Linked DNA regions of Homo sapiens: region 2 is linked to region 1. Evidence: chromatin loops called from intact Hi-C (ENCODE). Cell type or tissue: endothelial cell of umbilical vein. All regions are shown on one strand. Links, peaks and the distances in the headings refer to the core of each region. The heading gives the core; the rest is flanking DNA.

Region 1 (16,371 bases), core at 5,056-13,055:
AGGCTGGCTATCTCTTGTTGTGGGAGGGAACCATTCCTTCTATCACCCCCTTCTATTCTCACTTCAGTTAGATTGATTTGAAGGCCCGTACAGACAGAGCATGGAAGGAGGACAGTTCATACTTGATTGATAATGCCACGACAATTTAGAAATCTTGCTTTCTGGGCTTGACCAAAGTTTACAACTGGATCTTCCAGAGTGCGTTTCTTGCACAATGGTGTACTCTCTGGTATGACTGAGGCATGAAATATAGCCTAGAGGCCAGGTGGAAACTTTGGTGGAGCCTAGGTAAGAGTACAAATGAGGTTACATAGCATATTTCTAAATATTTAAAAGTTATGAATCAAACTAACAAATTGTTAAATAAAATGCAGTCCATCATCCCAACTTGTTAAACTGAGGAAACAACCAAAAAAATGTAGAATTTTTATATGATTCAGCAAAATATTAAAGAGGTTTTGAGTTAATTATTCTTGTCCATGTGTGTGAAAGGCTTTTGGTTTTATTGGCAATGTTTAGAAATGAAATTGAAATACAGACACATAGTTAATAAATTATTAACTTTATTTTATTTCATAAAACATATATTTTATTTCATAAAACATTTACTTAATTTTGGCGATTTTTCAGTGTTAATTTTGCTATGATGTTTTATGGAGATTTTGACATATTTTACATCTGATTCAAGTAATGGTCTAAAGCAGGGGTCCGCAAATATTTTCTGTAAAGAGGTCGGATAATATGTATTTTATGCTTTGAGAAACATGCAGTGTATTACAACTACTCAGCCTTGCTGTTGTTGCACAAAAGCAGCCGTCAACAACAAGTAAACAAAGAGAGAAGTTGTGTTTCAATAAAACTTTATTTACAAAAACAGGCAGTGGACCATAGCTTGCTAATCCTTTAGCTAAAGGATTAGAAATTTGAAACATAATTATATTTAAAATAAATTCTGCATTGTTATTAAGAGTGTAATTTAGTAAATGTAAATAACTTTTTAAACATCTTCTTTTACATTACAGAGGTCTTTAATTTTTTTACGCCTATTATAAACATTTTTCATATATGTTCTAGTATTTGATATCTATCTAGTAACCATTGTAAAGGATCAGAATTACATTTCCTGTTAGTCCTAAGCACATACAAATTTAAGAATCATATAACTTGTTTTACATTGCAAAATTCCTCAGACATTATATCTGATCTTTGCCAAAACCATACTAATTTGTAGGTACCTCTTGAACAATGAATCAGAATACAAAAAAAACCAAGAAAATGGAAATGTTATTTCATTATGCAATTTCCTTTGAATTTATGTTCTCTGAACAGAATGATTTGACAGGTTAATTAACTTGTCTTTTCTCCTATCCAGGCTCTTCGCCATTCAAATCCTCCCTACACAGTGAAGCATTATCCATCTCTGGTACTGGCAAGGGCAAAACTCAGACTTTTGTTGATGGCATCTGGATGCAATCGTCTTTGAGTACATCAGGTAAGAGTTGTGGTGAAGCATTGCCCTGGAGTCTGCACCTCATTGGTCAGGAGAGTAGACGTCTCTGGTTAATGTTGTCCTGTGCCAGTGCTGAATGTTGGATCCTGAGTCATAGAGAAGAAAACAGTAACTTAGCGGCAAATGGAGAATTTACTGCTGTCTCCAAATGCCAATTATTTTTTTCCCTGAACCAGTATTTGCCAAATCCTAAACCTGCATTTTTGAAAAGGGAGTTTAACGTACGTGAAATCTAGCTTATATATGTATATTCCTAGAATTGCTTCATTGACCACTGCTGTGTAACAGGTCTCTGGGTGATGGTTGGAATTGTGTGTGCAAGTATCTGTCTTTTTACAAAAATCTCCCCAGACAATTCTACTATGAAGCCAAGTTTGGGAACCACTGATCTGGAACATTTAAGAAAAAGAGTCAATAAAGCTTTTTAAAACTTTGATATTACTCTGCCTTACACCAGATTATGTCTCTGGGGACATTTTTATTATGTTAGTTGCATTAGTATATTTGACACTCAAGGCTTCTCAGCCAGACTCTTTCTCTGCAGAGGCAATAATACTGAGAAAGTGATTCTGAGAGTGGCTTAATAAGTTACACTGACCGGTAGCCAAAGCTTCCAAAGCTTTTAAAAAGAGCTAAAATATACTGTTGTGAGACCAGGCAACTTGAACAGCTACTGTTAACTCCTGGAAACTATTGTTTCTGTCCTTGGGTTCTTGTGCATAGTATGGATTCTTAAAGCTACTGGGATCTACTTATCATGGAAACTGTTCTTGATGTCTCATCAACGAATAAGCATTAGTTTTATGTGTTACCCTTTTATTTACCCTTACCATTTCTCTTATTTGGCTTTGTAGCTGTCTTCTGAATTCTATGCCCTCACTTGTGTATACACTTCTGAAGAATACTTTGCCTAACTGGTCACTGCATCCGTATTACACAGCACAGGGCTTACTCCATAATAGATACCCAATAAAAAGTTAAACCAGTACATATTTAATAAATACTTACGCTCTCAATGGAACCAGGTTTACTCAGTGCCATTGACTTCTACTGTTGAGAATGCCACCCCATAGAAGAGCAGAAACAAAAAAGTATTTGCTCTCCACCTCTGGCAGTTAATACTCAAAGAGGGCTGTCATTTGGGAAAACAGATTGAGTGTTGTATTGGGGAAAATCTCTGCTGTTCTAAGAAGGGCCGTCTCTACTGTCTGAACAAAGAGTAGCGATCAAGGGCATTTTTACATGAAGTTTCTTCCTCCCTTACCTCTTAAACCCCATAAGGAAAATTGGTAGGTTGCCATGGGAAATTCAACCCAAGTCTGGAAAACATGGGTTTATAAATTCATTTTTATTTTCCTGTAATACATGTAAATCTCATGCTTACAGAGTTAAACAACCTTGAAAAATATACCAGCCTCTTTCAAAATGTGGGCTATAAGTCATGTGATTTTTTGTGTGTATATGTCATAGGTTTTGGTGGTGATGGAGGGAGGCTAGGGCAGGAAAAAGAAGCTTCTTGTGAAGGATTATGCTGTTGGACCTCTCAGCTGCAAATATACTTAAAATTCTGAACTTGAATTACATTAGATTGTTATTGAAAATTGTTTCAGAACATTGGCTTTTTTGTACTTGTTTTATTCTGTCATTAAATTCAGATTTAAAAGCCTCCCTAGTTTCTTTCTCAAGGCCCCCTCTTCACCCTCTTCACCTCTACCCACTCCACCACTTTCCCTTTCTCCTGTGTTTTACCTGCCATCTGGAACCACTTCCCTGCCTCTCTGGACTTAATTGGCTCTTTTCAAATCATATCTCTAACCCCCATCTCTCCATCAGCCTTATGACTCCTAACCTTAAAGAAACAATCAACCTCTTTTTCCTGAGCCTTGCTGTTTCCCTCTGCTAAAGTTCTTCTTGTCCTATCTAGCCTCTTCTACGCTTCTCCATTGAAGTGGCTATTGGTAATCTGTATGCCGTTACTTGTTCCTTTTTTAAGGTTATTTGAGGAAGCAACTGCATGTGTGCAAAGCCACACAGAAGCGTATTTAATTGTGTTGCATCTTATATAATCAGTATGAGTCACTCAAGTAAAACCCATTATGGAAAAATTACTCTCTAAGGAGTTATAATATTGTGCTTGGGTGGCTTCCTTTTGGTCAGGAAGCAGAGCTGCACTTCCAAGATTCATAATTGGCTTAGAAAGCTCAGACAGTGCATTTCAGTAGGGTTGTAATTGTAATATGTACAAAGGCTTACAGAAATACCCAGAATCAGCACACCCCAACAACAACAGCAAAAAGATACCTCTTTTGAACTTTGGTTTAAAATATTAAATTGAGTAATTTTAAAAAAGATGTTTATGAGTTAAAATAATTCTTAAAATCTATAATGTATAAAAATATCAGCTCAATATAAGCAGTTCTTTATGGTGCACTTATCAAAATACATACAATAATATTTAATTAAAATATAATCTTATCCTTTATTTGTCTTGGAGAAAATTTTCTTTGAGTTTATCATGGGAATGGTATGTGGGTTTCTCATTTATTGTGTAGTTGGGTTTGCTTATTGGCAGCCCAGAAGGGTTTAAAATAATTCAACAGTAGTGTTGAAATAATAAATGTACAATCTCTTTATGAAGCTTTAATATGAAAAAAAAAACTATATTTGGTCAGTGTAGAAATTCAGATGCTGCTATTCTACCCCAATTTGATATCCTTAAATATTCTGTTTTGAGGATTAAAATGTTCTTTTAGGCTGGGTGCGGTGGCTCACGCCTGTAATCCCAGCACTTTGGGAGGCGGAGGCAGGCAGATCACGAGGTCAGGAGATCGAGACCATCCTGGCTAACACTGTGAAACCCTGTCTCTACTAAAAATACAAAAAATTAGCCGGGCGTGGTGACGGGTGCCTGTAGTCCCAGCTACTGGGGAGGCTGAGGCAGGAGAATGGCATGAACCTGGGAGGTGGAGCTTACAATGAGCCAAGATCACACCACTGCACTCCAGCCTGGGTGACAGAGCGAGGCTGGGTCTCAAAAAAAAAAAAAAAATTTGTTTTAGTCCAGTTGGATTGCTACAACAAAGTACCATGGACTACGTAGTTTATAAACAACATAAATTGGTTTCTCTCCATTCCAGAGGGTGGAATGTCCAAGGTCAAAGTGCCAGTGGACTTGGTGTCTGGTGAAGGCCCATTTCCTAGTTCATATAAGGGGACTTTTCTCTGCATCCTCACATAGTGAAAAACAAAAGGCAGCTCCCTGGGGACTCTTTTTAAAGGTTGGATACCATTCACGTGGGCTCTGCTCTCATGACCTAATCACCTCCCAAAGGCCCCACATCCCAATGCCATCACACTGGTGATTAGGTTTCAACATATAAATTTGGAGGAGGTACAAACATTCAGACCATAAAAAATATAGAGACTGAAAATACATAGTGAATTTTTAAATGTTTTCAGCAATCTAGAAGAAATCATCTTTGTTTTAGCTTCTATATCATTATGTAAGATCATTGAAATGGGACTTGCTGATGTTCATTGGAATTTCATACGTGTCTTGAAAACCCATGGAACATACTCCTGCAAGATCATTTTTTATTTTTTTGAGATGGAGTCTCTCTCTGTCGCCCAGGCTGGAGTGCAGTGGCATGGTCTCGGCTCACTGCAAGCTCTGCCTCCCAGGTTCACGCCATTCTCCTGCCTCAGCCTCCCGAGTAGCTGGGACTACAGGTGCCCGCCACCACACCGGGCTAATTTTTTGTATTTTTTTTTAGTAGAGATGGGGTTTCACCTTGTTAGCCAGGATGGTCTCGATCTCCTGACCTCATGATCTGCCTGCCTCAGCCTCCCAAAGTGCTTGGATTACAGGCGTGAGCCACCGCGCCCAGCCCTGCAAGATCATTTTTGAGAACACTTCTCATATTTTTGGAAGCTACAAAATAGATTATTAGTGCATTCTAAGTTGGAATACCATGCTCCTTGTCTCCTCACAGAAGCCAAAATTAGTTTTAACAAGAACACTACAAAATAAACATGTTTAAATAAAATTAAATATTTAATTGATTTTTGCACTGTGTTTTCCAGTAAAGCAAAATAAAACAAAATATTTTAAGATTTATATTTTAGATGATCTGTATTGACTTTCTGATGAGCAAGTAAAATCAAATTAGAAGAATGAGCACATTCTTTTAAGATTATTAGGTTCATTTAACAAACACTTATTGCCAGGCATAATTGCTAATGACCAGAGATGTCAAAAATACCCTCCCATCCTTGAAGGTGCCCATAGACTCTCTAGAAAGGAACATCTCCACGGATCACAGTAGAAGAATCCAGGCAAAATGTGAGAGTAATATGCCAAGATGTGAAAATGTTCAGAAAAACAACATATTATTTTAAATATCTGAGCCAAGTCTCAACCATCAATCTATTTGTTAGGTACAACATTTGCAACAAACCAGCAGCTCTTTACAGCAGCTCTTTCGCGATAGCTCAGTCAGGGCTTGGCTGAAATGAGGTATTTAATACATATTCTGAGAAGTGATAAGAGTAGTGCTACTTAGGATGTATCAGATTTGTTTTATTTCTATCTTTTTTGTTCTCTGATCCAAGATGATACTCTCTGCCCTTCATCTTTGTGGATTACATTGAAAAGAAAATATGATTTTATTTGTTAAGGGAGCTCTTCATGCGCAAATGGGCTACAGTCTCACCTGCTGGCACTAGCTCTGTTTGTGATAGAAATTTCTACAACCTTTTCTTTTCTTTCTGTTTTTTTTTTTTTTTCCTAACCTTCAAGCTTGTTGCAGGATAACACAGAGCACTATCATTGACTCTCATCGTGGCAAAGCAGATGTTCCTTGGCCTTGTGCAAGCCCCACCTGCACCACTCTGGATGTCCCTGACTGCAAGACACACAGTCAAGAGGTCCTAATGTCAGTCACTTGTGCTCTCTAAAAGTGTAGTGCCTCTTTTTCTTTGTCTGCTTTAGACTGTCACGTTAAGGGGAAACAGTGTATGAATGCCAAATAAAAGAAAAGCAACTAAAATTGGTAGACATGCCTTTTTTAGCTTCAGAGAAGTCAGCATTTAATCCAGACATTTAGTGCCTTGGTTTTTATTCAAAATTTAAGACAGACTTTTACACAGATAAATGATTGCACTGACAAGACCCTCTGGGACACTAAACCATTATTTATAATTACTGTTCAAGTGTGTTTTTGAAATTGAAGGTCTGCATGTACCTGCCAAAAAACTATTTTCAAAGAACTTTACTTTATTAATTACACTCATGTTTGTGTATTAAAGAAATCATACAGAATACTTAAATTATAAATAAAAATGGGATTGGAAATACCAGGTAAAAAATGGTTGATTTTCCTAAATTTGAATAAAGTAAAATGAGAAATTTAATCAGGAAAGAGATTATTGTGTAGGTCATTTTTATAACCCTTTTTATTTGTGGAAAAGAAAAGCAGTTTATCTTTTTAGTTATATAATTGCTGTTTAAATCATTTCTTTCTACGAAATTCCATGTTTATGTTAAATCAAAAGATAAAAATGTTAGTGCCCTCTGTAAGGGGGAACTGAAAAGAAAGAAAAATGAGTTAGAAATTCAAGAAATGAAAAGTTCTTCAATTTAAAATTTAGCCTTAGAATATTAATACATTTATTGGATTATCTCAAATGTTAAAAATTGAAACATTTTCCTATTGGATAAATGTTTTGATAAAGTTATAACATGGTGAGCTTGAGTGGGACGGGTCTAATTTTATTTTGACATATAAATAACCTATTATATTATCCATCATCAGAAAAATATCTATTTGATAGAACTCAAGGCTTTGGAATAAAATTTTAGTTTGTAAACAGGTATGTAAATAAAAATAAGAAATGTATATCAGCTTCTGTATGTAAAGCTATTGAATGTAATTAAAATAAACATATTATGTAAATGAACAATAAATCAGACATGATATATTATTGATACTATGGACAGAATCTGAATTTGATAAATTATGATCTAAAATACCAAATTTGTATAAATTATCATGCACTTCAATTACCTTATTGAATTAGAAATGTAATTTTTCCATTTAAAAATATTAGTTATTTTCTCATCTTTTTTGGAATAAGATCTTAAATTGTTTTATTCTTTAATTTAAAATATTATAGATGAATCTAAATTTTAAAATGAGCACATAAATTTAAAAATATTTTAAATCTCATAAAAATACAGTCATTGACTCTTTTAGAAAAACATTCTTAAAATTAATTTATTATTAATTGAAAAATAATAATTGTGTATATTTATGGGGTATGATGTATAGTTTTGATTAATGTGTACCTTGTAGAAAGATCCAATCAAGCTAATTAACTTAATCATTGACTCTTAACAGTATAATAGAAGTGATCACAGAAATTGGAGAAATCTACCTCTAAGTCTTATTTTAATGAAATGATTCAGATTAACATATTTTACTGATACAAAATATAAAGATAAATTTTGTAAACCTAACTTTCAAGTGTATTTTGAAGTTTTTGTTTTTGTTGGTCATTTAATTGTGTTTATAAAATTTTAGGAGATTTTACTTTCTACCTAGGAAATGTCTCAAAATGGACAATATAATTTTACTTATGTCTCCTCTTTGGAAAATTAATAAGTTAATTTTTATTTTGCAACACAGTGAATACATACAAGTGAAAAATTTAAAAAATGTAGTTTTCAAGTTACAAAATGACTGTAAAGTAGTACATCCATTCTGTGCACAGTGGCTCACACCTGTAATCCCAGCATTTTGGGAGGCCGAGGCAGTCAGATCATGAGGTCAGGAGCTCGAGACCAGCCTGGCCAATATGATGAAACCCCATCTCTACTAAAAATAAAAAAATTAGTTGGGCATGGTGGTGCATGCCTGTAGTCCCAGCTACTTGGGAGGCTGAGGCAGAAGAATCACTTGAATTCAGAGGCAGAGGTTGCAGTGAGTTGAGATCATGCCACTGCACTGCAGCCTGGGCAAGAGAGCAAAGCCTCTGTATCAAAAAAATAAAAATAAAAAATAAAAAAAAAAGTAGTACATCCAGCCAGAATATGTCAAAAATAAAGCTTAAGAAACAGCTGCTAAATCAATCTATTACCACTGTGCAACAAAACAATTTTACTTTGTTCCTTATTAGTACAGATGATTTGTTGCAACCATTTCTTTTTTTCTTAGAGTTGAAGAAAATAACCATTTAAGTATGCATTTTGATTATTTTGGTGTATAAAAATGTAGTGTGTCTGTGTGTGTAGGCACATGTGCATGAAGGCATTGATATCAAGAATTTAAAAATGTCACCTTTTTGTACAACTAAGGATATTCTGGAAGTTGCAAACGATTATAAACTGACTTTTTTTTTTCTTCTGTTGAGGCAGAAAGTAGGAGACTTTCAACGTACTTCTCTTAAATCATCTCAGGATATTGCCCAAATATCATTGATTTCCAGTCAATCAGTAATGTAACATCTATTGTCACAGGATGGAATTTAAAGAGTAAAGTCGAAATAATTTGCTTTCAATAAAATAAAGTTAATTGTACTTGACTCTCTGGCTTCAAGAAATGTGGAAAATCTCAACAGTGGCAAGCATAGAAATTAAAATGATTAATGAATAATCAAGAGTCCTATGAGCCAGTGGGTGGTGTGAGAGTCACTCACAATAAAATGGCATAAAGTCCATTCCTATGAAGAAATGACTAAAGTGTACCACAGTCCCAGAGACAAAGAGAAAATTATTAGCTTTTTGTTAGAAAAGAGAACAGGAAACACTGGAAATGACAGGCTGCATAGCTATATCAGCTGTACCAGATTCTTCTGATAACCATGCTACCCAAGCTTGCTGAGACAAGGTGCTATGGTTTGCATATGGTTTATCTGGTCTGCCAAGTCTCATGTTAAATTTAATCCCCACTATTGGAGGTGGGGTCTGGTGGGAGGTGTTTGTATCTTGGCAGTGGATCCTTCATGATTGGCTTGATGCCATCCTAGTGGTAATGAGTAAGTTCTCGCTTTATTAGTTCCCTTCACAGCTGATTGTTTAAAAGAGCCTGGCACCTCCCTCCTCTCTTGTTCTATTCTTTTGCCATGTGATCTCTGCACACGCTCCTTCCTCTTTGCCATCTGTTATGAGTGGAGTATCCTGAAGCCCTCACCAGAAACAGATGCTGGTGTCATGATTCTTGTATGGCCTGCAGAACCGTGAGCCAATAAACCTCTTTTCTTTATAAATTACTGATCCTTAGGTATTCCTTTATAGCGACACAAATGGACTAAGACACAGGATTAAGGCATGAAACTGTTCCAAGTTTTCATTAGGTAAATTAATCAGTCATACCAAGGAAATACAGTCATTCAAGGAAATGTTGAAAAAAGCTTGAAACATAACTCTCAATGAGAATGAAAAGATATTATGAATGAACTATGAAAAGAATTTGGTGGTGGTTTAAAGGTGGGAATAAGAGAGTATATGGAGAAATTTGTGTTTTCGAGTGTCTTGATTAGGCGAACTAAGTTCTCAATAAACAATATAGAAAATGCTTATGAGATCAAGTTGATACAAAGATTAAATGTGATTGGTCTGCAAGACAGACATCTTTGTATTTCATTGGTTTGAACCAAGAAATTTTGCCTTCCTGGAGCTACATTTTGCAATTCTTTATTGCCATGGCAAGGGAAGGGAGTGTCACTGGCATGTAGTAGGTAGAGGCCAAGGATGCTGCTAAACATAGGACAATGCACAGGACAGTGCCTCACAACAACAATTCAACGCAAAATGTCAATAGTGCCGAGACTATATTGGGTAGGTCAGATTAAAAATTAGGTTGTGGGCATCTCCATTAAACTAATTGATCTGAGTATTGTGGTTTACAGACATGTGAGATGGGAGAATTACTCATGCCACAAATAATTGTGAGCACTTTCTCTATGCCAGACATTGTTCTAGGTGCTAGGGATATGAAGTTGAACAAGACGAGAAGACGTTGCCCTTGAGGAAAAGACACTTTCTACTGGAGGAGATAGACAATACCTAGGAAAACAAATACATAAACAAATATGACACTGGTAAAAGTTATGAATAAAATACAAATAGAATGATGTCATGGAGAGTGACCATTTGAGAGAGATTAATTTACAATGAGGGATTAAGTAAGACACTTGATCTAATGATAATGATCCCTTAGCTGAGACCTAATGCCAAAAAGTCTTGGCAAGGGTCATGCTCCCTTAAAATGGCAAGTTCATTTTGTCTATCCAATTTGGAATGTACTACATATGTTTCAGTGCTACAGATATAAATTTGTATGCACTTACAAAATTAGCTGAACTGGCAAATGAAAACAAATCCATGACTGTTTTTGCTTGTGCCTAGGGAGAGTACCTAGCAAAGACATTAAAATCCAAAGCAACCTCCTCAATTTGTGGAGTAATTCTACGTGTATTCAAATAATATGATAAGTAATCTGCAACCCTTATTCAAATAACATAATTTCTGTTTGGTGGAATTCAGCCTAGGAAATAGCAGAGATATAGAAAGATACTTGATTGGCAGTTATTACCGAAAAAGAGTTTCCTTTGTGGAAGTCAATAATTACCAGCATTTAATTGACAGTTTGAATCTATATATAAATTAAATTAAATATTATCAACATAATTATACTAGAAAGGCAGGTTTATAAAATCATTTCAAGTTAACGCAGTACTACAAATATATCAGTGTAATTAAAAACCTACACAGAAATATAAAGAAATGTTTAGACAGAATTCTGAATCCATTGAAGACTTTTGGCTTCTAATATATTTTTAGATGTGTGTTTTACCACATCTATCTATTGCCAGGAGTCATTGCTGACTGAACTAAATTTTTCTGAAAATCCATGGGTGAATCAAAGATTTTTTTTCTATAAACTGTTAAGTATGTCTCCTTCCTACCCATCAAACTTCTTGTCCTTAAACTTCATCATCAATGGCTATTTTCTGCTATTATTTTCAGGACTATTTTGATTTATGTGGAACATTGTAACTGATTTTCAATATGCTTTTTATAATATTTTTCTTAAAGAACTTTGTCTGCCTATTTAGTTCAAAACTTTCTACATAAAACTACTTGCAGGAAAATTGTTTTTCTAATCAAACAATAATGCATCAGTAGATTAAATTATTCTTGAGACAAATAAATCTGTATTATAAGTGACATATAGGATATGCAACTTTACATATATTACATTATAAAGTTCTTATAGTCATCATTCTTTATGTTATCTATACAAATGTGTTGAATGAGATCACCTAATGTGTACTATTTCATCATGGTCTCAATGGTAACACTGTTGTATACTTCTACTTGTTGTTTTACTTTTTTCTAATGCTAAAATTATAGATAAATATAAATAAGATGAATAGTAAACTCTGGATCACAAGAAATAGGCTTGTGATTACCAAAATAATTTATAAATTCTAGACAGCGATGTAAATTTTAAAGGTTAATCTGCTATTTATTGATTTAGAATGATCCATTTTTATAAGGTGTAACTGTTGAGGCCACATCACACCAAGGGAGCTAGTAACAGTGGTCATAAGATTTCTCAGTGCTACATTTTCTAAAGTAAGCCAGAAAGCTCAGCCTATACCACCACCAGATGAAAATCTGTTAAAACTGTTAAAGATGTCAAACTAGCACAATGTTCAAGTCATTCAAGGCAGGGCAAAGAACTAAAGTAGTTTTTGACTAGTTTGTTCTCAACAAAACCTGTTTTTGTGCATTTTCGGCATTCTTATGAATCTCTGAAAAGGTTTTAGTGTAGATTTCACATCAATTTGATAACTTTTGCAATTTATAATTTTAATTAAATGTAAAAGGACTTTATTTTTCTTAAACATGTAACATGTTAAATGTTATATTTAGTTTGTGGAAAATGTAATCCTTGCATAATAAACACATGGAACAAATTATTTTATTATAATTGGTTCAGTGAATAAATGAGTCTTTAATCTGTTAAAATAATTATATATCTACCACAATAAAATCATGTTGGTATTTCAGAATAATAGCACTCATACTACCTAAGCAAGTTACCTAGTGAGTTTGTAAGATTTCCTAACAGGTTTTCTATAAATAGAGGAAACTTAGAATTGTTCATCTTGAAATATGTATGTATCACCTTATAACATTTAAATTTATTAATTATAAAACAATCAATACTTTACAAAAACATTTAAACGTTTCTTTTGAATAGTTTCACTTTCTCACAACATTTTTATTTTTTAAAATTCTAATTCTTTTTGTAATAATTAGCTTTATTTTCACTCAGCCATTGATACTTATACATTTTGAAGGTCAGTAGAAGAGGTCTTTGGTTTTTCTTTAAGTTATATTGCACAAGGCTTAATTATATTCTTGAATTTTATCTGCTGCATCCTTAAATACATACTGAAAAATTGAGAAGACTGGTTTTTTTTTTTATCCTATCAAAGTTGTCTTTGGCCCTGCTGAAACTATTTGCCATTTTTAAGATTGATTACCAACTGCTAGAAGAAAATCTTTAGTTACATAGTCAACATTCAGCAGATATCTTGCATGAGATATCATAAAATGTTTTCTAAGCCAATAATAAATGATGTCAATAGAATATTATTGGGCAATAGAAAGGATGAAGTGCTGATACATGTTTCAACATGGACAGATATCGAAAGCATTGTGATAAGTGAGTGTTCTAAAATTAGATGGTGATGATTGCACAACTCCGTGATTATACTCAAAAAACACTAAATTATACACCTTTAAATTATGAATGTGGCTGGGCGCAGTGGCTCACACCTGTAATCCCAGCACTTTGGGAGGCCAAGGCAGGCAGATCACTTCAGGTCAGGAGTTCGAGACCAGCCTGGCCAACATGGTGAAACCCCGTCTCTACTAAAAATACAAAAATCAGCTGGGCATGGTGGTGTGCATCTACTCAGGACACTGAGGCATGAAAATCACTTGAATCCTGGAAGTGAAGGTTGCAGTGAGTGGAGATTACACCACTGCACTCCAGCCTGGGCAACAGAGCGAGACTCCAACTCAAAAAAAAAAATCATGAATTTTATGGTAGGCAAGTGATATCTCAATAAATCTGTTATTTAAAAATAATAATAAAGCAGCATTATTCTTTTGGTCTTTATTTTATTTATCTATACTGATTAATATAATATATACTAAAGCATTTTTCTCATTTTTGTTAATGATGTGTTAGAGTTGCTTTTCCCAGTTAATGGCCTTTGAGTGCTCCATTTAATTCCCTTTTAGTGTGAAAACAGTCTTTTAAAAATTAAAGACTGATAAACATCAAAATTATACAAACTAAGTAGTTCTTTAGTTTTTATAGAGTTCTATAGTTAAATTTATGAGTACAGAATGCTTATTGCTGTTTAAAAAATTGGTTACTCAGATGTTTTGCCCACATTTTAATTGGATTTTTCAGTTTCCTTATTATGAGTTTTAAGACTTTTTTGTACATTTTGGATACAAGTTCTTTATTGGATATGTGTTTGCATTTTTTAAATCCAAGTCTAGGGCTCGTCTTTTCATTCTCTTAATAGTTTTTCACTGAGCACAAGTTTTAATTTTAATGAAATCCAACTTATCAAATTTTTCTTTGGGTATAATTTTCTTGATGTGCCTGAGCAGGTATTCCATCAAAGAAGATATACAGATAGCAAATAAATATGAAAAGTTGCTTAACATTATATATCATTAGGGAACTGCAAAATGAAATCAAAGGCATCAATACATATCTTTTAGAAGGAATAAAATCCAAACCACTGACAACAAATGCTTTGGAGGCTGTGGAACCACAGAAACCCTCATTCACTGCTAATGAGAATCTAAACTGATACAGACACTTTGGAAAGCAGTTTGACAGTTTCTTAATAATGCTAGCATGGTCTTTCCACTCCATCTGGCAATTGTGTTTCTATGTATTTATCCAAAGGAGGTAAAAACTTATGTGCACAGAAAAACCTGCACATGAATGTGTATAGCAGCTTTATTCATAACAAAATTGGAAATAATGAGGATGTCCTTAATGGTTGAATGGTAGGCAAACTGTTGTATGCCCATAAAATGAAAAATTATTCAGCAACCTAAAAATGAGCTATCAAGCTACAAAAAGATATGGAGGAACTTTATATGCATATTGTTAGTTGTTAGAAGCCAGTCTGAAAAGGCAACATACTGTATGATTCCAACTATATGACGTCCTAGAAAAGACAAAACAATAGAGAGAGTAAAAAAGATCAGTAGTTGCCAGAGGTTGGTTCGGGGTATTGTGGAAGATAAGGCATTGAAACTCTTGTATGATACTATAATGGTAGATATACGGCGTTGTGCATTTGGAAACATCCACACAACTGCACAACACAAAAAGTAAACTCTAATGTGAACAATGAACTTTTGTTAACAATAATGTATCAATATTGGTTCATTAATTATAAAAAATGTACTATATCAATTCAAGACATCTGTAAGAGGCAGCTGTGTACAGGGGTGGAACGGAGTGGAAAGTATGTCTTTGCGCTTCTTACTCAGTTTTCTGTAAACCTAAAATTGCTCTGCGAAATAAAGTTCACTAATCAGAAAAAAATTGATTGCTCAATCTTACTGTTATAAGTTTATAAATTTTTTATCGTAAAAGATGATTGGTATTAAAAACTCATCTAAATTATCAATAAAAACTTACACCTATGAAATATTCAATAGGAGTTTAGATAAATTCTGACATCAAAATTATCCTATCTTTGGGAGGAGAGCCCCAAGACACTTTTTTCTCAGCTGGCAGAATTTGATATGCAGGAAAACAAGAAGGATAAGTGAAAAGGCAGGTAGCAAAGGGAAAGGTTGTTAGTTGAAATCAAATTTTCATCTCAAGCCTTCATAAGAAATATGATTTAAATATCTAATAAAGCTCTGGATAGAGGTTCGACACCGTGGAAAAAAATTAATCTAGATGTGGTAACTGTTGTCCTATTTCAAGGTATTTGACTTTGTTACTGCATCATCCTTAAAATTCACCAACTTTTCTAGACTAATTTCCCTTCTCTGTTATCTGGAAAAGTTACTCAAGAGGTGGACTAAGATATTTCCCAGGTTTCAAATTATATCCTTTTAAGGAAAAAAAATTTACCTCTCCTAAGCAAATATCTAAGAGAATATGTTAAATTCTTAAAGATGAAAGTTGGAGGTTGGAAAACCTAACGTTAGCTCATCATCTACAATAATCCTCAAAATTCTAAGATACAATTAGAAATGGATCACAAGTATCAAACTATTAAAAATAAGCCAACATACAAACTCATATGTTCATATTTGAGAGCTTTGCTGTGCTATCAATACTTTCTATCTTAGTAAAGAATAAGCAAGATTAAGCAAGGCTCTATGCATTGCTCGCAATGCTTTTACTATGACCATGCAATTGACCATATATTATTAGTGTTTTGGAGAGAGGATTTATAAAATAAATTCCTAACTAAAAATATTTATTTCTTTGGGTTTTCTAGATATATCTCATACAACATAAATATAGAGAAGTTCACGGATGGCATTTTTTATTGTACTATATTTTTAAGTCCCAAAATTATCCAGTACTAATTAAATTTTATCATTACAAAACTCTGATTTAAAGTATGGAAAGTGTTACAATAGTTTTCACTAAAAATGTCCTCCCACGCAAACTGAATGCAGTTGATTGTCTCTGCGCTTCCAATAAAGATTTTTTTGTATGTTCACAAATTCGTAATGCAGTATATAGAATATGTTTTATTACACCTATATATTAAAGGTATTCCAG
Region 2 (16,371 bases), core at 3,676-11,675, 77 kb before region 1:
CCAGAGATAAGAAAACACGATAATCTGTACATGCGTTTTCATGGTGGTGTCCTGGAGATAAGAAAACACAATAATCTTTACATGCGTTTTCATTCATAATAGCCCAAACTATGCACAACTAATGCTCTTCAACTTGTGAATGGTTAAACAGAATGTAATACTCGGTGATGTAAAAAAATGAACACAACAATTTGAATGCATTGTAAGGGAATTATGCTGAATGAAATATAAAGCCAATACAAAAGTATGGACTGTATGGTTTCACTTATATAAATCTTGAAGTGAGAAAATAATACAGATAAAGAACAGCTTAATGGCTGCCAATGGTTGGTTAAAAAGCGGTAGAGCAATAGAGGAGTCTGTACTTGTGATGAAACTGCTCTGTATCTTGACTGTAGTGGTGGTCTAAAAAATCTTTGCAAGTCTTATTAAGATGTTGAAAAGGAATAATAAAGACATTTAAATGATACCTATTTCAACGTATGAAAGAATATTATGTACATCATTACACCAGTGAATCTCCATTATTAGGTTTATGTTTCTCATAGGTGCAATTTTGAGGATTATTTTGTTAGTTTGTGTAAAGGCTGTCCAATGTATTGGATCATGTTTACTGGGCCTTCTATACATTACTGGTATCTAGTGAGTCTACCTAGTTATTGTAAAAGTCAAAAATACTCTCGTACACTCTAGACATCGTCTGTGGGTTGCCCAAGTTGACAACCATCAACCTGGATTAGTCATCTATTTTTCAAAAAATTAAATGATCAAAGTTCCCTCAAAAAATTAAAAAAAAAGTGAATGGCTTAAATTTTTTGAAGATATTGAAAGAAAAGTCGAGTATATGCCTCTTAAAAAGGTGCCAGGACAAGGATATTTTACAGGTGAGTTTTAGCAAACTTTGAAGAAAGAGATAATTCCTTCGCTATTGAAGTAGTACCTATCTGTCTTTGTCTACACAGGCTGCTAAGACAAAATGCCTTAACCAGTGTAATGTATAAACAACAGAAATTTATTGCTCACAGTTCTAGAATCTGGGAAGTTTAAGGTCAAGGTGCCAGCTGATATGGTGTCTGATGAGGACTCATTCTTCCTAGATGGCATCTTCTTTGTATCCTGAGATATCAGAAGGAGAAAGGAGGCTCTTCAAGTCTCCTTTGTGAGAATACTAATTTCATTCATGAGGGTTCCCTGCTCAAGACTTAATCACTCCTAAAGCCCACATCTCTTAATACTATCATATTGAGAATTAAGTTCCAACATGTGAATTTTAGGGAGACACAAACTTTCAGACCATATTACTATCCTAGGAAAAAGATGGAAATATTTTTTGACTGGTTACCAATCAAAATATGTAAGTATGAAATTTTAAAAAGTAATGCAAATTATGAATATTAATGCAATTAAAATATTAATAATAATAAATATAATAACCAAATGCAGCTTATCTCAGAAATACAGGCATACTTAAATGTTCAAAAACATATGAATGAATTTTGTTATTAAAATTTGAATAAAATAAAATTTGTTATCATTGTTATTATTATTTGAGACAGGGTCTTGCTCTGTCACCCAGGCTGGACTGCAGTGGTGGGATCATACCTCACTGTAGCCTCCAAATTTTGGGCTCAAGCAACCTTCCCGACTCAGCCTCCAGAGTTGCTGGGAACACAGGTGTGTGTCACCATATCATGCTTTTTTTTTTTTTTTTTTTTTATGTAGAGCCATGTTCTCTTTTGTCCTGGATGGTCTGGAACTTCCAGGATCAAGTTATTCTCCCTCATTGACCTTCCAAAGTGCTGGGATTATAGGCATGAGCCACTGTGCCCTGCTTAATATTATTTTAATTGATGTTGAAATGTAATTGAAAGAAAATGAAATATTCCTCATTTAAAATTATAAATGAAGAAAAAATAATAACAAGCAGAATAAAACAAACTTGGTTAATTTTTATTTCAATTTTATTTTAGATTCAGGGTTACATGTGCAGGTTTTCTATATAGGTAAATTGCATGTCACAGGGTTTTGGTGTACAAATTGTTTTGTCACCTAGGTAATAAGCATAGTACCTGATAGGTAGTTTTTCAATCCTGTCCCTCCTCCCAACCTCCACCCTCAACTAGGCCCTGGTATTTGTTGTTCCCTTCTTTGAGTCCATATGTACTCAATATTTAGCTTCCACTTCTAAGTAAGAACATGTGGTATTTGTTTTTCTGTTTCTGCATTAGTTTGGTTAGGATAATGGCCTTCAGTTCCATCCATTTTGCTGCAAAAGGCATGATATCATTCTGTTTTATGGCTGCATAGTATTGTATGGTGTATATGTATCATATTTTCTTTATCCAGTCTACCATTGATGGATAATTTAGGTTGATTCCTTGTCTTTGCTATTGTGAATAGTGCTGTGATAAATATAAGCATGCCTATGTCTTTATGGTAGAATAATTTATAGTCCTTTGAGTATATACCCAATAATGGGATTGCTGGGGTGAATGGTAGTTCTGTTTTAAGTTCTTTGAGAAATTGCCAAACTACTTACCAAAATGGCTAAACTAGTTTACATTCCCACCAGCAGTGCATTAGTATTCCCTTCTCTCCATAACTTCTCCAGCATCTGTTATTTTTTGACTTTTTAATAACAGCCATTCTGACTGGTGTGAGATGGTACATCATTGTCATTTTAAATTGCATTTCTCTAATGATTAGTGATGTTGAGCATTTTTGCATATGCTTGTTGGCCTCGTGTATGTCTTCTTTTGTAAAGGATATGTTCATGTCCTTTGCCCACTTTTCAATGGGGTTGTTTGTTCTTTGCTTGTAAATTTGTTTAAGTTATTTATAGATTCCGGATAAAATACCTTTGTGAGATGCATAGTTTGAAAATATTTTCTCTCATTCTGTAGGTTGTCTCTTTACTCTGTTGATAATTTCTTTCACTATGCAAGACCTCTTTAGTTTAACTAGGTCTCATTTGTCAATTTTTGTTTTTGTTGAAATTGCTTTTGGCATCTTTGTCATGAAGTCTTTGCTGGGTCTTATGTCCAGAATGGTATCTCCTAGGTTATCTTCCAGGGTTTGTATAGTATTTGGTTTTAGATTTAAGTCTAATCAACTCATGTTGAATTGATTTTTATATACGGTATAAGGAATGGGTACAGCTTCCCTCCTCTGCATATGGCTAGCCAGTTCTCCCAGGACCACCTATTGAATACAGAGTCCATTCTCCATTGCTTGTTTTTGTTAACTTTGTCAAAGATCAGGTGGTTGTAGGTATATGGCATTATTTCTGGGCTTTCTATTCTGTTCCATTAGTTTATGTGTATGTTTTTGTACCAGTAACATGCTGTTTTGATTGCTGTATCCTTGCAGTATAGTTAAACTTGGGTGACATGATGTCTCTAGCTTTGTTTTTTCTGCTTATGGTTGCCTTGGCTATTTGAGCTCTTTTTTGGTTCCCTATGAATTATAAAATAGTTTTTTCTAATTCTGTGAAAAATGTCATTAGCAGTTTGATAGGAACAGCATTGAATCTGTAAATTGCTTTGGGCAATATGGCCATTTTGATAATATAAAAAATTATTTATTCATTAACATTGAGTATAATATGACAGTTTTATGATTCTGTATCATACAAAATATTCTAATTACAATGATTTCAAAAATTTAAACAATGAGTAGAAAAATTAAAGTAACCTAAAATTTCACTACCTAAAAATAAATTTTAAAGAACATATTGGTAAAATTCACATGTCTCTCTATATGTATATCCAAAAATACACTTAACAAGTAGACTCTTAATAAATACATATGTTTTTTATTTAAAGATTAATACATTGTATATCCTTTATTTATTTTCTGGATTTTTTTATTTTCTTCTTTTTATTATACTTTAAGTTCTAGGGTACATGTGCACAATGTGCAGGTTTGTTACATATGTATACATGTGCCATGTTGGTGTGCTGCACTGGTCAACTTGTCATTTACATTAGATATATCTCCTAATGTTATCCCTCTCCCCTCCCCCCACCCCATGACAGGCCCAGGTGTGTGATGTTCCCCACCCTGTGTCCAAGTGTTCTCATTGTTCAATTCCCACCTATGAGTGAGAACATGCAGTGTTTGGTTTTCTGTCCTTGTGATAGTTTGCTCAGAATGATGGTTTCCAGCTTCATCCATGTCCCTACAAAGGACATGAACTCATCCTTTTTTATGGCTGCGTAGTATTCCATGGTGTATATATGCCACATTTTCTTAATCCAGTCTATCATTGGTAGACATTTGGGTTGGTTCCAAGTCTTTGCTATTGTGAATAGTGCCACAATAAACATACACGTGCATGTGTCTTTATAGCAGCATGATTTATAATCCTTTGGGTATACCCAGTAATGGGATGGCTGGGTCAAATGGTATTTCTAGTTCTAGATCCCTGAGGAACCGCCACACTGACTTCCACAAGGGTTGAACTAGTTTACAGTCCCACCAACAGTGTAAAAGTGTTGCTATTTCTCCACAACCTCTCCAGCACCTGTTGTTTCCTGATTTTTTAATGATCGCCATTCTCACTGGTGTGAGATGGTATCTCATTGTGGTTTTCATTTGCATTTCTCTGACGGCCAGTGATGATGAGCATTTTTTTCATGTGTCTATTGGCTACATAAATGTCTTCTTTTTAGAAGTGTCTGTTCATATCCTTCCCCCACTTTTTGATGGGGTTGTTTGATTTTTCTTGTAAATTTGTTTAAGTTCTTTGTAGATTCTGGATATTAGCCCTTTGTCAGATGGGTAGAGTGTAAAAATTTTCTCCCATTGTGTTGGTTGCCTGTTCACTCTGATGGTAGTTTCTTTTGCTGTGCAGAAGCTCTTTAGTTTAATTAGATCCCATTTGTCAATTTTGGCTTTTGTTGCTGATTTTTTTATGTTCTACATCTTTCACTCAGTACTGAAACTGATGGTATTGATAACTTTCTTTCTCTCAAGACTCACTCTAAATACATAAGTAGAATTGCATAAAGATAATATGAATTTGTTACTAGATGGGAAGGTTCAATGTTAAAAAACTATTTTTCCTAAATTTATCTATAATGCAATACAATCTGAATCCAAATCATGACAAGATTTTCTTAAAATTTAACAAGCATTTCACAGAAGAGTAAAAGAAAAAAAATTGAAGAAACAATTTTTTAAATAAGTAGAACAGTTATTCTCAAGCTATTTTATAAAGTATAGATATTATAAAAAGTGGCATTAGCCTGAGAATAGATAAACCCAGTAGGGAAATTGGTCAATAAATTATACTAGTAATATTATGGAATGCTGAGTAGCAGTAAAATTTTAAAACATAAAACCTTATACCATCAATAAAATTTTTCTAAGCCTCTTAAAACTACAAAGTTGCAAGATAAAGTAGTGTAAAAATCATATAATGGCGTATTTATAATTAATGCCAAATTCTCCTCAAAGACCACTGGAAAATCTGTAGGGATCAAGCATCAAATTGAATTCATTAGAAACTTGCCACTGATCAGATGAATTTATTCACATGAAATTCTGGAGTAACTTGAGTACTTGGGTTTTAGAAAGTTTTATCATGCAGGATTAGGCCACGGGGTACTTAATTTCAGACAAGGATTATTAGGAACAATTCTGCCCAGACAGGGCTTGTATAGAGTTGGCAACTAGGAGAATTTCATTGGTCCAGTAGAGAGGTGAGACTGGGCAAAATTGTCCATGTTTGCACATTTTATACAGTTTGTCAATGAACTTGTTTTTCTGCGGTACATGGAACAAACACAGAAGATTCACCTGGTTATATGGACATATGTATACTGTTCTCCAGAAAACTAATAATCGTGTTTGATACACAGAAAGAAAAGTAATCCTAAATTAAACCTCAAACTGAGACAATTTTTAATGTATTTCAAACATGATTACTAGCATCAAGGAAAACAACTCATATCTGACCTGTTTTCTTTGTCAATGTAAAAATATCTTGGAAATGTTTACCAATAAATGACATCATTCACAAGCAGAACTGACATGAAATAGAATTCTAATCCAACCCACGAAAACATTATGAACATTGTCTTTTTAAAAGATTATTTATCACTTATTTGAAATACAAAGTTTATGCCTGTGTAAGAGTAAAATTATTCTCAACCTTCATAAACTCTTTTATTTTGTTAGGGATATTGCTGATGGTCTCTAGTGGTTTTTTGTTGTTGTTGCTGTTGTTCTTGTTGTTTATTTGTTTTTTGGGTTAAGTCTGTGAATCTCAATGAGGATACTCATAAAATGTTTCTCCATTAGTTAATTTCATGGCACACTGCAGAATGGTGAATATTACTAAGCTTGCAGAAGTGTGCTCAGAATGTAAATAACAACCCACACACAGGTGCCAGAGACCTTTCACTCTCAAGCTTACCTTTTCACACTTCCTCCCTTCCTCCTTTTCTCATTCACTGTAGCAAAGACTGCTAATGTGAGGAACAAGTGAATCCATCAGACTGTCAAGGAAACTATGAATGTGAAGAATTTTAACACAATCAATGACTTGATGAATCTCAAAATGCAGTCAAATGAAGAGTTCAGAGCAAGTATGATCTTGGGACTAGAGAGTATAGTAGAAAGGGTTAGTGCAATCACTCTCTCCCTGTTATATCACTGATACATGTAAGAATTAAATAAAAATAAAAATTCAGTCTGTATACTAGTCATGGAACCAGAAGCCTGGGCTAAATTTAGAATGTCCAGGGTGACAGATTCCTGCACTTAGCATGAATAATACCTAGCTCACAAAGTAAGGAGCTGCAAAAGTATTTTTAAAAACCTACTTTAAAATCAAAGAAGATTTATTATAAGGAAATAGACAATATTTTATGTTTAAAATAGGAGAATGCTAAATATTGTTAAAATGTCAGTTCTTCTAAACTTCATCTGTAGGTTCAACACAATCCCAATTAAAATTCCAGCAATTTATTTTGTAAATATCAACAAACTGATTTGAAAGTCTATATGGAAAGACAGAAGTCCCAAAATAGCCAACATGGTTTTGAAGGGGAAAATTAAAGTTAGAGAACTGGCACTCCCTAACTTCAAGACTCCTAGAAGACAACATGGGAGAAAATCTAGGTGGCCTTGGGTTTGGCAATGAGCATTTAGAGAAAACACTAAAATCACTGTAGTGTGATGGGCCCCTGACTAGCTTATTTACAGATGTGTGTCCTTTGCCTGAACCTTGAAGGCTATACAGTGAACCAAGGCAATGGTGCCCAGGTATGGACAGGTGTCCCTGAGAACCTAAACATCCTGGAGAGTATCTGAGAACCTACCAAGGAAAACAGTTTCATTGTTCAAACACAATGAACAAAGAGCCAGAAAATTAGCTCAAAAACAGTTTAGAGAAGGGAGGTGGCATAGACGTCTAGAGCTGTCCTACCATTATCCAGGAGTGCCCTATATGTAAGTCCTAATAAACTCATCTACTCATCAAACCAGACTTACCCAAGCCATTCTTTGATCTCTCAGCACCTTTCCAGTTTGGGGAAGGAGGGGACATTACAATTCTAAGTTGTTCTCATAACAAACACGATCCATAAAAGAAAAAAAAATGACGAGTTAGAATTTATTAAAATTAAAACCTGTTCCATAAAAGGAGACTGAGAGAAAGTTTTTGCAAAATATACATCTGCTAAAGGACTTATACACAAAGAACTATTAAAATTCAACAATAAGAAAATGAATAACCGAATTAAAATATTAAATATAAGAACAGACACCTTATATATAAGACACCTTATACATATATATTTTCTATGTTTTTTATATATATATATATATATATATATATATACACACACACAAAATAAACTTATGAAAAGATATTCATCTTATGTCATCAGGAAAGAGCAAGTTAAAAGAACAAAGAGATACCACTACGTTCCTATTTGAATGACTAAAATCCAAAACACTAACAATATTAAATGTTGGTGAGGATGTTATGCAGCAGGTACTCTCATTCATTGCTCGTGGGAACGCAAAATGGTACAATCACATTGTAAGACAGTTTAAAAGTTTCTTACAAAACTAAACATACCTTTACCATACAGTCTAGCAATCGTGTTCCTTGGTATTTACCCAAATGAGGTGAAAACTTCTATTCACATAAAAACCTTCATGTCAAAGTTTATAGCAGTTTTATTCATAGCTGCCAAACGTGGAAGCAACCAAGATGCCAATCAATAAGTGAATGGATAAACTGTGTTACATCTATACAATGGAATGTTATTCAGTAATAAAAAGAAATGAGTCATCAGGCCACACAAAAGACATAAAGGAACTTTAAATTCATATTACTAAGCTTGAAAAACAATGTACTATATAATTCCAATTATATGACATTCTGGGAAAGGCAAGACCGGAAACATCAGTGGTTGCAAGGGGCTCAGGAAAAGAGAGCGAAGGCATGACAAACAGGTGGAACACAGGAGAGTTTTCAGTCCCTGAAATTATTCTGGGTGATCCTGTAATGGTGAGTATATGCCATACATTGGTCAAAACACATAGAATGTATAAAACAACGAATGAGCCTTAGCGTAAACTATGCAGGAGAGGAGAAAAGAAGAATATATGGGAATTCTCTATACTCTCCGCTCAATTTTTCTGTAAACCTAAAAGTAGTCTAAAAAATAAAGTCTCTTAATTAAAAATTTTAAACAATCCCACTCAAAGAAATAGTAAAAGGGGAATCCTTTACTTATGTCCAGGGCTCAAGAGCAGGATATTTTCCTAGAAGCTTCCTGGCTGATGTGCTCTTACCTTCTACTGGTAAAATTTGTGTCAAATACCAAATTATATACCTGGTAACTTGATATGGTTTGGTCCTGTTTCCCCACCCAAATCTCATCTCAAATTGTAATCCCCAAGTGTCGGAGGAGGGGCCTGGTAGAAGTTCACTGGATCATGGGGGCAGATTTCCCCCTTGCAGTTCTCATGATACTGAGTGAGTTCTCACGAGATCTGATGGTTTAAAAGTATGTGGCACTTCCCATTCTCTCTCCCTCTCCTGCTTCACCATGGTAAGATGCGCTTACTTCCCCTTTGCCTTCTGCCATAATCATAAGTCTCCTGGGGCCTGCCAGTCATGATTCCTTTTGAGCTTGTAGAGTTGTGAGTCAATTAAACCTGTTTTCTTCATAAATTACCCAGTCTCAGGTAGTTCTTTATGGCAGTGTGAGAACAGACTAATAGACAAAGGTAATGAAAATGTCATTGTTGATTTAGCCTAAGCCGAATTTTCCCTCTGGATCTCAGAAGGGGCCCTGGGGTATGTCTGTTTTGTGGGTAACCAACAGTGTCTGCTACAAATTGGGATGTTTGAAATACAGCTAAACCCTATAGGCTTCCAACATTCTGGCCAATTAGGATGATAAAAATAGAGAAGTTATAATAGAACATATAAATAGTATTTTTTTTACTCTTTAGATAATCATGTAAAGACATATCAACAAAGAACCTAAAAGACTGCTTTTAAAAAATAGCATATAAACTTTTGAACTCAGTTTGATTGATCAGGGAACAATTAACAACATGCATTTGTCTATACTCACATGCATACACACTGATTCAAAAAATTATTCAAATAAAGCTATGTGTTCAGGAATATTTAGTATACTAAAATAGAAAAATGAAATGGTATCAGGAAGTCTGTAATGTAGTTTATGTTGTTCAAATCATGTGGGTACAAAAAATCTGAGCTGACATATTTAGCAGCTTCTAATACTAAATACTCAAATACTATGATTGAAATATATAAAAAAAATGGCAGTTCCAAAATGTCAATGAAAATAATAAAATGAGATTATTCTGTATTCCCAAAAGAAAGAAACCAGTGCCTAAAGGAGGCATGGAAAGGACTCATTGCTCATTTCCCACTGCCTTAGCTGAAATTAGACTCTGAAAGTAGGGGGTTCCTAAAGGTTGTTGATTTTGGTCAATGGTTCCAGAGATCTGGACTAGGTAACTGATAATGAATCAATAAAAGGATACATTGTTGAGTGGTCAAAAATCTGTGCAACTGAGACCATTCTGTAGGGACCTTTTAATAAGCCCAGAGCATATCATAGATTAATCACTAGATAATAAAAGTTGAAGAACATTTTACGTCTGCCTCCTGCCCCAGTAATCAAGGGTGCCTTATAAGTCCCTTTTACCCCCAGGTTGCACATGAATGACTACTAAGCCTGTTCCCATAAGCATGCAACACCAGTTTCAGAGGTAGCCTGATTCTGAAAGTGAGAGGCAAGTAGTTGAGAAAAGGAGCTGTGAGGTTATACCTATGCAAATCTGATTGCCACAAAAATGATAGGACTAAACATTGACTAAGAATAGGGCATAAGAGATAGCTAACATACGTACCAAGAGGATACATTGTGCATTTGTTATTTCTTATTGTTGTATAACACATGACTATAAATGCAGTGAATTAAAACATCACCTGTTTATTAGTTCATAGTTCTGTAGGTAAGAAGTACACATGGACTTAACCAGGTTCTTTGCTTAGGGTCTTACAGTGCCGAAATCAAGCTGGACTTTTATCTGCAGCTTCTGGGGAAGAATTTCCTTCTAAGATTATTCAAGTTTTTGGTAGAATTAAGCTCATTATCCTTGTAGGACTGAAGTCCACTCTTGGTTGGGGATTGATTTAGCTCCTGGTATCCCTCTCAGGTACTTGCCACATGGTCACCTCTAGTGCAGCAATAAAGAGCCTCCATTGTCAAATATCTTTCATGCTTTAAATCTCTAACTTCCAGTTCTGCTAACATATAAGACTTTCCATCCTCCCAGATTATTTCCCTATTTGAAAATCGCTTGATTCATAACTTTAATTAAATCTGCAAAATCTCTCTTGCCATGAAAGGATCACAATGGAAACCATCTGAAAATATAGCCTACCACAGTGGTGCAGAAGTGTTCAATACTCACACACTGAAACATTTTATAGTGAGGTTTTAGGGCATCACAATAAAAATAGAAAACTAAACGTTTCTCCAGAGAATAAACTAGATTATTTACAAAGGAATGAGGATCTGTTTAACATCAAACTTCTCAAAGCAGGATTGAATACTGAAGGATAGAGGAGAGATGCTTGCACATTTGTGAAGAAAAATAATTTTGAATATTGGTGTCTATGCCCAATTATATATGAAAACCAAGTAAATATTTTAGACATAACAAAAACTCAGAATGCTTTAAAATTACTGAACTTTTTCTGAAAAATTTACCAGAGAATATATTATACAGACAAAATGTAATTAGAGTAAGAAGTCAGACTCAAGGAGAAATGGAAAGGGGAAAAATAGTAAAACATTGTTATTTCCCAATAATCTAATTATATAAAGGTAACATGGAATCAAAATACCAAATAATTATCTGGTGATTATTGCCAGATTAGAAAACTTTATTTCTAGTCTGGTAGAAAGATAATTTCAAGTATTGATGATAACAATAGTTAACCACAGAAATAACAGAACTAGAAAATAAATGTAACTTCAAAATTATTCTGAACTGTGCTATCTATAGAGACTTGCCTGAAGCCAAAATGGAATATTGAATATAAAGAAAATGAAAAAAAATGTGCTATGCAATTGCTAACAAGATGAAAACAGGTGGTACTTATACCAAAAATAGAATTGTGGGTACAAAGCTGTAAATGTGTCAAAGAATGATAATCTGTAATAATATTGTTACCATTTATTGAGAGCTTAGTAAGCCCAGGTAATGTTCTAAGTATTAACTCTTTCAATATCTGTAACAAAGCTATGAGATAAACACTGTTATTACATTCATCCCATTTTACAGAGATGGGAACTGAGGCCCCCAAGGGTGTAATGGGCATGCCCAATTATGCAGCTAATAAATGGTAAAGTCTTGATTCCAAGTCAAGTGTTCTGATTTTAGAAGTAGTACAGTTAAATGTGATAGTAACCTTTCTTATCTTTTTTTATGTTCATAATAGGGATAGTTAATTTTCTCTATCATCTATCTATCTATTCGTCTATCAATCAATCTGTCTGAATCTAGACACAGAATTAACAATATATAAAAAGCAAAATTAATAAAACTGAGATAAGTAGACAAAGATACAAAGTATATATTTTAAACAATTTTCTCCAAAATCGATTGAAACGTGTCAACAAAAAATTAATGGATCTATTGAAAATGTCAGCAAATTAGTTATGAGAAAGTTGACATTTTCTAGTGAGTAAAGTAATAGATGACCATGAATTATCAAAAGAACTTCTAGTCAGAAAATTATAACTTGTTAAATTAAAGTTAGGTAGTCAGAAGGAATCACAGCATGACATTCAGAAACTAGTAAGTATGGAATAGTTTCAAAATTATGTGACTCAAGAAGACTTAATTTACATGGAGAATGTATACAAGAAACAATAACTGGGGAAACAAATGTGTTAAGCAAAGAAGTTGTAAGTAGGCAGCAGAAGAAAGTTGTAAGTATGCATACAGACAGCTTTTATCTGTTATTACAAAAAGAGATTTTAGCTTCTGAAATATGAAACAAATTATTGTCTACTCAATCCTCTTATGTGTTTTAACCCACAAAAACCATCAGACATGAAAAAGATAAACACCATTTTTATAAAAACAAGAAAGTATTAGTGATGGTAAGTATAACTTATAGACTACAGAAACAATTATTAGTAATGAGGGATTTCTAAACAATGGGATATATTTTATAATTTTACAAATAAATGTTGATAAACATAGATACAATAATCCCCAGCAAAATACCAGCAAATTAAATTCATCAACACATTAAAGAGATCATTCACCATGATCATGTGGGTTCCTTTCAGGAATGCAAGGATGGTTCAACATACACAAATCAATACATGTGATACATCACATTAACAGAATCAAGGACAAGAACCATATGATCATTTTAATACATGCTAAGAAATCATTTAATAAAATTCAGTAATCTTTATGATAAAAATCCTTAACAAATTGAGTATATTAGGAACATATCTCAACACAATAAAGGCCATATATGACAAATATACAGCTAACACCATACTAAATGGGGAAATATTGAGACCTTTTCCTCTAAAATATGGAATATGAAAAGGATGCCCACTTTCACCACTTTTATTCAACATAGTACTGAAAGTTCTAACCAGAGCAGTTAGCCAAGAGGAGGAAATTAAAGGCATCCAAACTGAGAAGGAGCAAGTCAAATTGTCCATGTTTTCAGATGTTATGATCATATATATATAGAGAGAGAAACACTTAAAACTCCATCAAAAAATAATAAATGAATTCAGTAAAGTTGCAGGATAGAAAATCAACATACAAAAATCTATAGTGTTTTTAATATCCCAATAGTGAACTCTTGTATAAAGAAATCAAGAAAGCAATTCCATTTACAATAGCTACAAAAAATAATAAAATACCTGGAAATAAAGTCAACCATGGAGGTAAATGATCTCTACCCTAAAAACAATGAAACATTGATGAAAAAAATTGAAGAGGGCACAATTAAATGGAAAAAATCCCATGTTTATTGATTAGAAGAATTTAAAATATCCCTATTACTCAAAGTGATCTGCAGAGTCAATGCAATTCCTATAAAAATACCAGTGACATTTTTCACAGAAATATAAATAATTAAAATTCATATGAAATGCAAAAGACCACAGATAGCCAAAGCAATCTTGAGCAAAAAAGAACAAAGCTGGAGGTATCACACTACCCAACTTCAAAAATATACTACCAAGCTATAGTTACCAAAAACAGCATGGTACTGTCATAAAAACAGACAAATAGATTAATAGAACAGAAGAGAGAACTCAAAAATAAATGCACATATTACAATCAAATGATTTTTAATGAAATGCCAAGATCACACATTGGGGAAAGGATAGTCTCTTCAATAAATGATACTGGCAAAACTTAGTATCCACATTCAGAAGAATGAAACTAGACCCTGTTCTTTCACTATAAACAAAAATCAACTCAAAATGAATTAAAAAATTAAATATAAGACCCAAAGCTATAAAATCACTAGAAAAAGTCATAGAAAAAATGATTTATAAAATTGGCCTGGACAATAATTTTTTTGAATAAGAACATAAAAGCACAGGAAACAAAAGCAAAATAGACAAAATGGGATTACATAAAACTAAAAAGCTTCTTCACAGCAAAGGAAACAATTAATAGAGTGGAGTGATAACTTACAGAATGGAAAAAAGTATTTGTTTGTATCCTGTCCATTTGAGAAAAGGACAATATCCAGAATACATAAGGAATTCAAACCACTCAATAGCATGAAACCAAAAAATCCAATTGAAAAATGGACAAAAGACATTTCTCCAAAGAAGACATACAAATGGCCAACATATATAAAATGTTCAGCATCACTAATCATCAAGAAAATGCAAATTAAAAGCACAGCAAGATATCACCTCACAACAACTAGAATGGCTACTGTAAAGAAAATAACAAATGCTGGTGAGGATGTGGAGAAAGGAAAACTCTTATGCATTGTTTGTGGGAATGTAAATTAGTACAGCCACTATGAAAAAACAATATGGTGTTTCCTCAAAAATTCAAAATGCCACATAGTCCAGCAATTTCATGTATGAATATATATCCAAAGATTTGAAATCAGTATGTCAAAGAGATGTTGTTTTGAGGTGAGCAGGTCTATGCAAACCTATACCAAAGTCCCATGTTTACTGCAGCACTACTCAACCATAGCCATATGTGGAATCAACCTAATTGCTCATCTACATATGAATGGATATAGCAAATGTGGTATACATATACAATGAAATACCATTCAGTCATAAAACAATTAAATACTGTCATTTGCAGAAATATGGATGGAGGTGGAGGATATTATGTTATGTGGAATAAGCTAGGCACAAAAAGACAAGCACTACCTGATCACACCCATATGTAGCATCTGAAAAAGTTGATTTCTTAGAGGAAGAGAGTAGAATGGTGGTTACCAGAAGTTGAGGAGAGTAGAAGGGAGGGCAGTACCTGGAGAAGTTGGTCAATGGGCACAAAGTTACAGTTAAACAGGAAGTACAAGTTCTGGTATCTTATGACTCAGTAGGATGACTATAGCTAATAACAAGATAGTGCATATTTCCAGATAGCTAGAAGAGAAAATTTTCAATGCTATTACCAAAAAGAAATGATAAATGTTTAATGGGATGGATATGGTAATTACCCTGATTTGACATTAAACAATGTATACATGCATTGAAACACTGAAACATTATATGGAACCACATAGATATGTATAATTATTGTGTATCAATTATAAATAAAAATAATAAAAATGGTGGTTTGCAGGTAACATGAATAGACTTTATTAATGTATTAATAATAATGTAATAATATTCTCAAAATTATGTTAATATAAAAGTAGATTCTGATTCAAATCTGTATATTTGTCTTTTTTCATTTTTATCTACTATTATATATTTCTGTTTACACCAGGCATTATTATTATCAATATTTATTTTCATTTAATCCTTTGAACTAATGGAGCATTTTTTTCTTTCTTGATAAGCAGGATTTATGTAAGAGTTTTTTTGTTTGTTTGTTTGTTTTGTTTTTTGTCATGCTTGCGGATATTGGATGTGGAAGAAAACTCAAAGAAATGTACAATGTATGTCCAAGGTGGCCAGAGTGTCTTGATGGATTCTTGTGCATACACTGTTTCACAAAATTTGAAGCGTCCATCAGAAGATCTTATTGAAAATAAATTTCAAGGAGAAACATCTCCAGTTCAAAAGCTTTCAATCTTACTTTTCTGGTATCTCTCATAATGCTCCCTTTATGGGATACTAGTTTCTAAGACACGAGTAAGAGAGGCAAAATTTATATTTTTTCAAGAGAAAACCCCATAAAACTAAAAGTTTACTCTTTCCATTTGGCCACATGCCACCTTGAGCTACCTATTCTATAATGTATATCATTAGGAAGACATGTTTTCTTGATTATTTGAGAACCAGACTGGTTTCTATAGTATATAGCAGCAGGAAGGAAAAGACTATCAAGCCTGGGTCCCAGAACTGATAACACCTCCATAAATAATAAGGTTGAAAAGAACAAGAACACGGTTTGATACATTTTGATTGAATCAGGGAGGACTAGCTGGAAAGCTTCAAGGTGGCTGTTGATACAGGTTGATCACCAGCAGAAAGGACAGTCTGGGGTCTACCATTAAATTAGTTCAATTTCTGCATCATTTTACTGAAAAGCAGTTCAGTTTCTGATGGATGGGAAATAATCGAGGGGTGAAAAAGAGTTTGGAAAACATACACATTTGAAGATAGT

What was found. A loop is a pair of places that touch in the nucleus more often than their neighbours do. Peaks named below come from ENCODE experiments on the same cell type or tissue, not always from the same donor. Only the 100,000 strongest peaks of a DNase experiment are listed, where the experiment ranks them.
Region 2: a loop joins it to region 1, with 7 times the contacts of the local background. A loop is called at or near these places in 2 of 110 quality-filtered maps.

The regions. Positions count from the first base shown.
Region 1 is chr5:52,130,888-52,147,258 of GRCh38, forward strand. It overlaps LOC105378961 (a long non-coding RNA gene), which reads left to right. Exons shown (of 4, transcript XR_948318.2): 3 at 1,373-1,492; 4 at 6,309-6,603. Among named protein-coding and RNA genes, the nearest start is that of LINC02118, 130 kb to the left of the region's middle. In endothelial cell of umbilical vein, for the core only: no CTCF peak of the experiment used is centred there; a DNase peak (open chromatin) is centred at 9,384.
Region 2 is chr5:52,055,095-52,071,465 of GRCh38, forward strand. No RefSeq gene overlaps it. Among named protein-coding and RNA genes, the nearest start is that of LINC02118, 55 kb to the left of the region's middle. In endothelial cell of umbilical vein, for the core only: no CTCF peak of the experiment used is centred there; a DNase peak (open chromatin) is centred at 8,267; H3K27ac peaks cover 416 bases.